Linked DNA regions of Mus musculus: region 2 is linked to region 1. The links are chromatin loops, found by intact Hi-C in ENCODE. Cell type or tissue: gastrocnemius. All regions are shown on one strand.

What was found. Hi-C counts contacts between places; a loop is a spot of excess contacts. Peaks named below come from ENCODE experiments on the same cell type or tissue, not always from the same donor. Only the 100,000 strongest peaks of a DNase experiment are listed, where the experiment ranks them.
Region 2: it touches region 1 in a loop (2.9-fold over the local background); 12 of 42 quality-filtered maps call a loop at or near these places.

The regions. Positions count from the first base shown.
Region 1 is chr16:15,884,222-15,889,221 of GRCm38, reverse strand. It overlaps Cebpd (CCAAT/enhancer binding protein (C/EBP), delta), which reads right to left and starts at 1,936. Exons shown (of 1, transcript NM_007679.4): 1 at 1-1,936. The coding sequence starts at 1,897. The coding sequence ends at 1,091. In gastrocnemius, CTCF peaks have their summits at 29, 1,080, 1,607 and 2,565 (motif pointing left); DNase peaks (open chromatin) are centred at 1,167, 1,602, 1,937, 2,416 and 1 more place; H3K4me3 peaks cover 2,957 bases; H3K27ac peaks cover 2,930 bases.
Region 2 is chr16:15,836,061-15,841,060 of GRCm38, reverse strand. It overlaps Prkdc (protein kinase, DNA activated, catalytic polypeptide), which reads right to left. Exons shown (of 86, transcript NM_011159.2): 83 at 4,828-5,000; 84 at 2,910-3,098; 85 at 1,837-1,976. Among named protein-coding and RNA genes, the nearest start is that of Mzt2, 25 kb to the left of the region's middle. In gastrocnemius, a CTCF peak has its summit at 2,416 (motif pointing left); a DNase peak (open chromatin) is centred at 2,419.

The sequences.
Region 1 (5,000 bases):
CTTTGTGGTTTTAGTGTTCTGGGAGCTGCCAGAGGTGGCACTGTCACCCATACAATGTTGGGTGTGAGGAGAGCTGTATAAAAGAGAAATTTCTGTACCTTACTCCACTGCCCACCTGTCAGAGACCCTGAAGAACTGCAGAGGGCAAAGATCACAGACTCACAGCAGTCCACAAGCCTGCACTTTGGGCAGGGATTTGAATTACAAACAAAGCTATGTATTTAGACCCTGGAGGGTTTGTGTTTTCTGTACAACAGGCCGTGCAGATCAGGGAAGGGGTTGGAACAACCAGTATCTTAGTAGAAAGGCACATAGCTTTGGGGGGGGGGGGGGTTAAGCCCGCAAACATTACAATTACTGGCTTTTGGGGCTGCCCTTTTTATATACTAGGATATTAATTTGTACTGGTACACATTTTTAAATCTACACGTTGTCCCTAGATTGAGGAAAGTAGAGGCAACGAGGAATCAAGTTTCAGACTCCCAGCTCTCTTCCACCCCCTCACCCTTCGGCAACCACCTAAAAGTTAGGCCAACTGTTCTCCGCCCCAGGTCAGCCTACTCTGGGATCACACACATGAATTAGTCATGCTTTCCCGTGTTCCTTCCGCGGGCAATAGAGACCGCGAGGAAACGCGTCCATCTCCTTACCCCGTGTGGGCAACGCACCTGGTCGGGTGGCTCCCAGGTGCTTGCTTTTCCCTGGTGAAGTCTCAGTATGTTGTGTGCGGGAGAGAATGAACATAGGAAGCTGCAGCGATTTAAATGCTTCTTTATTCTTACAAATACTGTAAAAATGAATATAAAAAGCATGCGCAGTCTCTTCCTCTTATCTACAAAAGTCTGTCGGAAATGTCTTTTCTACAAATGTACCTTAGCTGCAATGGTAATAAGACGTAGAAAATGCTACCATTATAAAAAATAATTTAAGGGGAAAGATTAATATAGCTTCTCTCGCAGTCCAGTGCCCAAGCTGCAGCTTCCTGTCGCTCGCAGGTCCCAAAGAAACTAGCGATTCGGGCGGCGTCTGCTCCCCGCTGTCGGGGTCTGAGGTATAGGTCGTTCAGAGTCTCAAAGGCCCACGCCGCGCGTTACCGGCAGTCGGCGCCGGTGGGCGGCAGGAAAGGCGGGCTGGGCAGTTTTTTGAAGAACTGCCGGAGGCCAGCCAGGTCCCGGGTGAGCTGCTCCACGCGCTGATGCAGCTTCTCGTTCTCGGCCGACAACTCCACCAGCTTCTGCTGCATCTCCTGGTTGCGGCGCTTGGCCTTGTCGCGGCTCTTGCGCACAGCGATGTTGTTGCGCTCGCGCCGCTGCCGGTACTCCGGGCTGCCGCGGTCCGGACCCCTCTTGCCCGCGCCCTTTTCTCGGACTGTGCCGGGCGCGAGGCTCGGCCCCGGGCTGCCTCGAGGAGGCTCCGGCGAAGTGGGTGGAGTGGGCTGAGCCGCGGCCGCCAAGCTCACCACTGTCTGCGCGCACACCGCCACTTGCGCCGGCAGCAGGGAGCCCGGCGCGTCGCCGTCGCCCCAGTCGGGTTCGCGCTTGAGCGGCCCCCTAGCGACAGACCCCACACCCGGGGGTCGCGTAGGGCCGCCCTGCAGCAGCTCCAGGCCGCCCGCGCCGGCCGCTTTGTGGTTGCTGTTGAAGAGGTCGGCGAAGAGTTCGTCGTGGCACAGCTCTAGGGTGGGCACGGCGGCCATGGAGTCAATGTAGGCGCTGAAGTCGATGGCGCTCTCGTCGTCGTACATGGCAGGAGTCGTGGAGCCCAGCTCCCCCAGATCCCCTGGCTCGGGCCCTCGGCCGGGCTTGTCCACCCTGCCTGGCTCGTAGAAGGCCGCGGGTTCTGTGGGCCAGGGTGTGCCGCGCACCGGGCTGTCCAGGCTGAAAAGCGCGGCGCTCATGGCGGCGTCGGCCGGACCTGGCGTCCAAGTTGGGCTGTCACCTCGCCGGGCCGGACCGCCGCCTTTTCTAGCCCCAGCTGACGCGCACGCCCCGCCCCGGCCCCAGTGGGTCGGAGACCGGAGCGGGGAGGGACTGGGGTGCTGCTGGGAACGACCCGCCCTCTGCCCGCACTCCTTGCCTTCCCTCCTTCCTGTTTGTGCGGTTTGGACCTACTTAGCCGTCCAAGCCTGGAGCGAAATGAAAATCTGGATTTGGCCCCGACACGCGCAAAGCAGGACGCCTTCAGACATAGCAAAGGCGGAACAGGGATCAAGGCTCCGCAGCTCGAGTCCTGGCACCTCCGCCACGAGACCAGAACTAGTGAACCGTGGTTCGCGGACCCGGGCCTCAGCCTCCGGCGGTCCAGAGTGAGCGCAGCCAGTGGGAGCCTCCTGAAATTCGAACCCTCTCCAGCTACACCTCTCGGAGTGCCCAGGCCCAGCTGCCGTCGAGGTTAGGTTCAGCAACAGAGCCTGATAGACGGACAGATCAACCGGGCTCCCCGCTGACCACAAAGCCAACGGAAGAGTGATGGCCACCCTAACCGCGGTGCGTTTCTCCGCACCTGACAGCGGATCTTGGGTGCTCTGGCATTTCTTCTTGGTTATTAAAGCTGTGCCACCTGGTGGTAGCATAGCATCTTGCTGTTTCTTTTTCTTGCAAATTGTACCCAAAAGGGATATTATTCTGAAATTGTGGCTTGCTGAGAGAAAGCTAAGATTTACATCAGTACTCACAAAGAGGTGTTAAGTTGCCAGCTCTTCAAAATTCGTGAAAAGATGAAGAGAAATTTCAACCCCAGCTACTCAAACCTGATAGGCTAGGTGGGTAGTTGAACCCCAGGAGTTCAAGTGCCTGATGGCCTGTCTCAAGCAAAAGTCAAGAAAATCATCTGTCCAAATTCAGATGTGTCCCTCATATCCCTCCCCTAATTCATTCCGATTCACCAGGTGTTCTGACAACAAACATCAGCTGATTTACACAGAGCAGCCTAGCTCCTACCTTCAGTTCCTGAGGAAAATCCTAATGAGGGGCTGTGGAATATTTAATGGCTTTTTTTGGAAAAAAAAGGTAAACACAGCCTTGGAATTTCATAATGATCAGTGATGTTTATAAATGGCATATGATGTTGCTATTGTAACTAATTGCCTCTGGGGTTAAAGCCAGCGCACATGTGATATGCATGCACAGGAAAACCCTAGGAGACGTTCGTGGTTCTTAGCCCTGGATGCCATAGAAGCATGATTAGAGAACACGTGTTTATCCCTCAGAGAGACCACATTCCGAGGCTGTTTTCAGTGAGACAACATGCTTGTTTTGATACCTGGGTCCACTCACTACGTTTATGAAAAGTTGTGTTTACAAGACAGCGGGGCCAATTAGAATGTCTCAGAAGGACAGGCTACCGTGGCCACTATTGGGCCGCACCTGAAAGCTCTGTGTATTCAGAAACCCGCCAACCAGTGCGTACTTTTCAATTTTCCAGAAATGGAGAAAGGCAACATGACAGAACAACAAAGCATGAATATAGTGTGACATTTGAGAGCTGTTAAAGTTTAGCCCCTGTGACAGTCATTTGTGATCCTTTCATGACTGTTCCCACACACTGTGCCAATCTCAAGGACCTTTCCTAGCACCGTGGGTGGCAACAAAATGACTTAACCATGTAGGCCTAAAAGCAGCCACCAATAGAGAAAGTGTTCAAGCTCAACATAAAAATTAAACTAATTATATAAAATAATTTCCTAAACTATAAATTGAGTTAATCTATAATTTTATAGATGAAATGTACTCAAGATGAATGTGAACACTTCCCATGCCTTATTCCTGTGAGAAATACATCATTTTTAGCTCTTCTCAGCACACCTGCCAAAAGCCTTCTGGCTAGAATCCTTGAGACCCTCTCCTTGTCCTCAGCAATGTCACATATGGAACATATTGGAGGTTCCAATGACACCCAGTCTATGTGGACATTCTGGAAACCTTGGTATTTAAAAGTTCAGGAGCCTAGCAGTGTTGATATGTCTTAGAGTCACAGAGCACTGTCAGACTTGGAAGATCAGTCTGGTCACACCAACCAATCTCCCTGAGGTCCTGCTTGTGCATTTCACTCCATACAAGAACAGTTCTCTAGATGGGATACTCAAATATGTATAAATACTCTAAAAACATTTCCTGATAGCTCTAGGTAAAATGAAATATGAAATCAAGCTTGAAGAGAAGTAAAACTTCCTAGCATTCAAGAAGTGAAGGCAGGAGGATTATGGATTTGAAGCCAGCTTGAGCTACATATTGAGGCTATATATCAAGAAAAGAACGTTGTAATAAATGGCGGTTCGAATGAGAATGGTCCCAGAGGCTCATATGTTTGAATTCTTAATCCCCAGTTGGTGGAACTGTTTGGGGACTATTAAGAGGTGTGGCTTTGTTAGAAGGGGTGCATCACTACAGGCTAGCTTTGAGGTTTCAAAAGGCTGGGACCATTCCCAACATCTCTCCCTGTCTCCTACTTGCAGTTTAAGATGTGAGCTTTCAGCTATTCTTGCTGACATGCTTTTGCTCAATCATCGTGAACTTTAACCATTTGGAACCATACAGCCAATCATACTGTTTCTTTTGTAAGTTGCTTTGGTCAGACTGCTGCCAAGAAAGCAGGTGGGCTGACTGCACATCTTTCCCTCTCCTTCTGCTCCTCCAGATCCAATTCCCCAGTCCCACCCCCAGCTCAGCAGTAGAGCACCTGGTGCTGTCTCCCTTTTGTCTGTGACCTCATCCCCCATGGATCACAAAGATCTTCTCTTCCAAACTTCCAACTTATCCCATTATCCCACCTTCCAACAGCAGCAAGCATCCCCTCTAAACACAGAAGCTGAACAGACCAGGGAGTCAGGTAAGCTTACTGAAGACTTTCACCACTTCCTCTCCAAACTCAGTGCCCTAGCTACGTCCCTATTTCTGTCACAGAACACCTGTGACAGCCTTCCCTTCTCCCCTACCCATACCTCCTGTGGATCCCACAGACCTCATCCTCCTCCCCTCCCCACCCCCTTCTTCTCCTTCTTC
Region 2 (5,000 bases), 48 kb after region 1:
AGTCAAGGATGGCGTCTACCTCCCATCTGCTGAAATTACAGGTTTGTATCACCACACTGGGTTTTAAGGAAAATTATTTTAGAGATTTGTGTCTGTGCTTGTGAGTGCCTCCAGGGTCCAGAAGAGGACATCAGATCTTTAGGAGTTGGAATTACAAGTGGTTATAAGGTTTGTAAAATGAGAACTAGAACTCTAGCCCTCTGAAAGAGCAATGCTCTTAACTACGGAGCTGTCTCTCTATCACCCCTTGGCCCCACACCGTGCCTTTAAAAAACTCATAAACTTATTTTAGGCATGAATCTATTCTCAAATAATATGACTTGAAGATTTCTGTCAATATGTGGACTGCCCTTTTTTTTAAAAAAAGATTTATTTATGTATATGAGTACACTGTAGCTGTACAGATGGTTGTGAGCCTTCACGTGGTTGTGGGAATTGAATTTAGGACCTCTGTTCAATCTGGTCAACCTGCTCACTCTGGTCAGCCCACTCACAATGGCCCAAGGATTTATTTATTATTATACATACGTACACTGTCCAGACACACCAGAAGAGGGCATCAGATCTCACTATGGGTAGTTGTGAGCCACCATGCCATGTGGTTGCTGGGATTTGAACTCAGACCTTTTGGAAGAGCAGTCAGTGCTCTTATCCGCTGAGCCATGTTGCCAGCCCTGCCCCGCTTTTTTTATTTTTAAAGAGATGACTCTTTGTATGTGTATGGATGTTTTACCTGCACATTATGTACACTGCATGATGCCTATGTCTGAGGAGGACAGAAGGGGCTTCAGGTTCCCTAGAACCGGAGGTACAGATGATTGGAGGTGGAAGAACCAAACCAGGCTCTTTCAAAGACCAACAATGCTCTTTAATGGCAAGCCATCTCTCTAGCCCTACTTCTTAAAATTTTTTTTAAATTTATTTGCTTGTTCATGCACATGTATGCTCTAGAAAAGCAACAAGCACTCTTATTGCTAAGTCATTTCTGCAACCCTAATTTTAAAACAAAATCTAGCTCTGGGAATTGAAGCCAGGCCTTGTGCTTTTAGATTAGCTCAGGAACCCTCACTTACTGTCCCAGTCCTCCTCTGTTCTTGCCTACACCCTGTAAAGCACAGCTGGGAATTCTCAAGTCCAGCTTGTGTGTCTTGGTCTTCCTCGTGCTTCTGGGGTCATGCCTAGCAATGTTATGTCACAGCCAAGTGCCATCATGAAGATCAACTTAATGTTTTACATTTAAGTCTGATAGACTTTGAATTGATTTCTGCAGCTCATTCTCTTACTAGCACCAGTCACTGTATAGATCTGACACTATTGTGAAAAATCAAGTCAATTACAGAGTACATCTTACTACTGCTCAGAACTGAAGTCTAAGGTTTTTACTTCCTAGGAATAATACCTCCACATTTCTGTTTACTTTAGATTTCAATTTTTAAAAACTTCAAGCAAACCTAAAGGTCAATGCAGCTCAGGTTCCTACCTGAGAAGCCCACGTTGTGTTTTCACTATGAGATAGTAGTCAAATGCCTGACACTAGTGTTCATCAGGATCAAGTGGGCCAAATGCCCTATAAAGTACAAAGGCAAATATGAGTTCCAAGCCTCATATGCATAACAATATTATGGCATGACCTTAGTTCTCCTATTGGTGCTGACTGTACAGAAGCACAAAACAGACAAGGGTGTGAGCCCAGTCCTTGCAGGCTGGGCTTGGAGGGGTAAAGCCGCCCTAAGAGTCACTTTCTCCATCTACACAGTGAAGTGCCATACTGCTCAGAAGTGTGTGAAGTGCTTTGCACTTTTGAACACACACTGATTCTGCATTCACAAGTCTTACCAAGTTATAACAGCTGGGTTGGCCCCTGCTAACTTTCTCTTAGCATAGCGTATTTTATGTTGTGGATACCAATTCTTTTCCGTTACATTTATTTCTTGAATCCATGATCCTCCTTTTCTCAGCATTGTCTGCTCAAAACTCTAAGGGAAAAAACACATTTTTTTCTACTTATTATAATAGCATATACAAATTACATTAAAAAACATTAAACCAAGTAATGACCCTAAAACAAAGATCTATAACTGGAACAGCTCTCTAGCTTTCTAGTCAGACACTGACATGGCACATATCACCATGATCATGCGATGCAGAGAGGTGAGAAGAAGTCCACATAAAAAGATGAGCTTAATGCTTTCGGGGATAGTCTGGATAATTGAGTCAAACAGCATTATCTGTTCTTAGATAAGGAAATTAAGGAAAAATTCACATGGAATGATTTTTAAATCAAAGGTTGTTGTTGGCTGGAGAGATGGTTCAAGGATTAAGAGCACTTGATGTTCTTACAGAGGACCAACCAGCATTCAGGTCCCAGAAACATTGGTTACATCTTCTGTAATTCTAATTCAGGTGCTCCCTCTTCTGGACTTTGTGGGCACTGCATGCATATGATGCACTTACATACCTGCAGGCAAAACACTCATAAAAACTAAACATTTCTTTTCAAAAGTTGTAGGTTCGGAGGAGGATTGTTATAATTTTAGAAATCAAGAGGTTGAGACGAGATTCTTTTGAGTTCGAGGACAGCCTTGGCTATGTGGAAAGTTCTAGGCTAGCCCAGGCTAGAGTAAGACCCTGTTTATAATTAAAACAACAATCAGAGCAACAAATTGTGTATGAAAACAGAATTCGTACTTAATGTTACTAATGGGTCGATACTGTCACCTCCAGTTAGGCGCAAACTAAACATAGTAGTATGTTTCCTCCAAATAAATGTTTTGCTTTTTATATGATTTTTTTTTAGGTTAGTTTTGAGAAATGTAGCACAAAATAATATAAACATTTCAGTAAATACAATGATGTATTTTCACAATCCAAAGGAGACATGAGCATGTCTGTCCAAAACCAAAATGTACCTTCCAATCAAAGGAGGGTTCCTTCACAAAAATTTCCATGGTGTCAGTGAGCAGACCTGCACAAGAGCGGAAAGCCCTCAGTGCATGCACCATGACCGTGCACATGAGACCCGTTTCTTTCATTGGCAACATGAGACTGACAAATTGGCGGGTTAGACGAAAAGGCATCAACTCAGGGACTGGAAGAAACTAAATAAGAGAAAAAAGTATATCTAAGTACATGTACTGGATAGTTTTATGTCAACTTGACAGAAAGTTAAAGTCATCAGAAAGGAGGGAATCTCAATTGAGAAAATATCTCTATAAGATGGGGCAAACCTGTACAATATTTTCTTAAATTAGTGATTGATGGGGGAGGTCCCAGCACATTATGGGTGGTGCCATCCCTAGGCTGTTGGTTCTGGGCTGAGCAAGCCATGTAAAACAAGCCAGTAAGTAGTACCCCTCCATTGCCTCTGCATCAGCTTCTGCCTCCAGTTTCCTGCCCTGTTTGAGTTACTATCTTGATTGCCTTTAGTGATGGGCTATGATGTGGAAGTGTAAGCCAAAGAAACCCTTTCCTCCCCTTATGATAGTGGTGCTGACGATGACATATACGGACCAGAGCTCTCAAGAGAACAGGCACAATGCACATAAAGCACCGCCCTAGGGGGTCCTTTCCTTTTAGTGACGGTACAAACGGTATCTTCTTTCCTTCTTTCCTTCCTTCCTTCCTTCCTTCCTTCCTTCCTTCCTTCCTTCCTTTTCCTTCCTTCCTTCCTTCCTTCCTTCCTTCCTTCCTTCCTTCCTTCCTTCCTTCCTTCCTTCCTTCCTTTCATGTTTATTCTGTCCCAACGGGGGCTGGTTCTCTCCTTCTACCATAATGTGGGTTCTATGCACTGACCTTAGGACACCAGGCTTGCTGGCATGCACATTTACCCACTGAGCCATCGCACTGGTCCTGTTTTTTAAGCTAGGGTCTAACACTAAAGGCCACGCTTGCCTTGAATTTGCAATCATTTTCCTGTCCCAGCCTCCCTTGTGTTGAGGTTATAAGCATAAACCTAGGTACTTCACATTTCTAAAAATCAGCTAGAGAATCCCTATACCCAAGAATAATCAATTCAGATTGTGTTACCCTCTCAAAGCATAAACTTCTATGGAGTAACCCAGAGCCTGGGAGACTCAGAAGCTCAACAGAAACAACTTAAATGACATTTTATATAAGACACTCTAGTTATACGTGTTTGTAACAACATAATATCTTTTTCTTCTTAGCTCTGATTACATATCACTGTGTTTCCCATGACTTACAGGTCATGTAGGAGCCTAAAATGAGGGCGAGATTATTTGTTTCTTCCAAAAGTGTCAGGTTTCATAACAATGCCAAAGTCAACTTAACTTCCTTTAATTAATTTCTGGAGGTGTTAATGCCACATGGTTGTCAACTTCCTCTGGAATCAACTAAAATCCACGCTTCTGGGTGCACCTGTGAGGGTTTCCTTGATTGGCTCATTTGCGGTGGGAAGACTCTTATACTACATCTGGGCCACACCTGATGGCAGCCTGTATAGAGGGCCCTAGGTCTTGCTAGCAAGTTCATCTATCCTGTTGCCCAGGCATTTCTCTGCTGCTATTATAATCTATAATATAATCTTCTTTGGGATTCCAACACAAACTGAAGACTAGCAGCTCTCTAGGAATCTTCCAGGACTCTAGCACCTGACTGGAACTGCTGAGACATCCTGGACTGAACAAGTACTGGCTTGTTGCCCTTTCTGTCAGAAGATAGCCATGGTTAGACTAGCTGAACCATGGTCTAAAGCCACTCTAATAAATCCCATGTATATGTTCATTATATCAGTTCTGCTCCTTTAGAGAATCCTGGCTAGTGCATATTCCAATTCTAAGTCAGGAGTGAGAGTTAAGCACAACACACCTGAGTAGCTGATCCAAACGCATGTCCAAAGTCAATTCCAATCACACTGCCTGTCTCCATGGCCACCATGAAATTGTTCAGGTGTCTGTCTCCAATCCCGAGGAGCCAGTGGCTGATGCACAGCAGTGCATGGGAGCTGGCAAAGTGGGAACGCAGTGCCAGGAAGGCCTCAG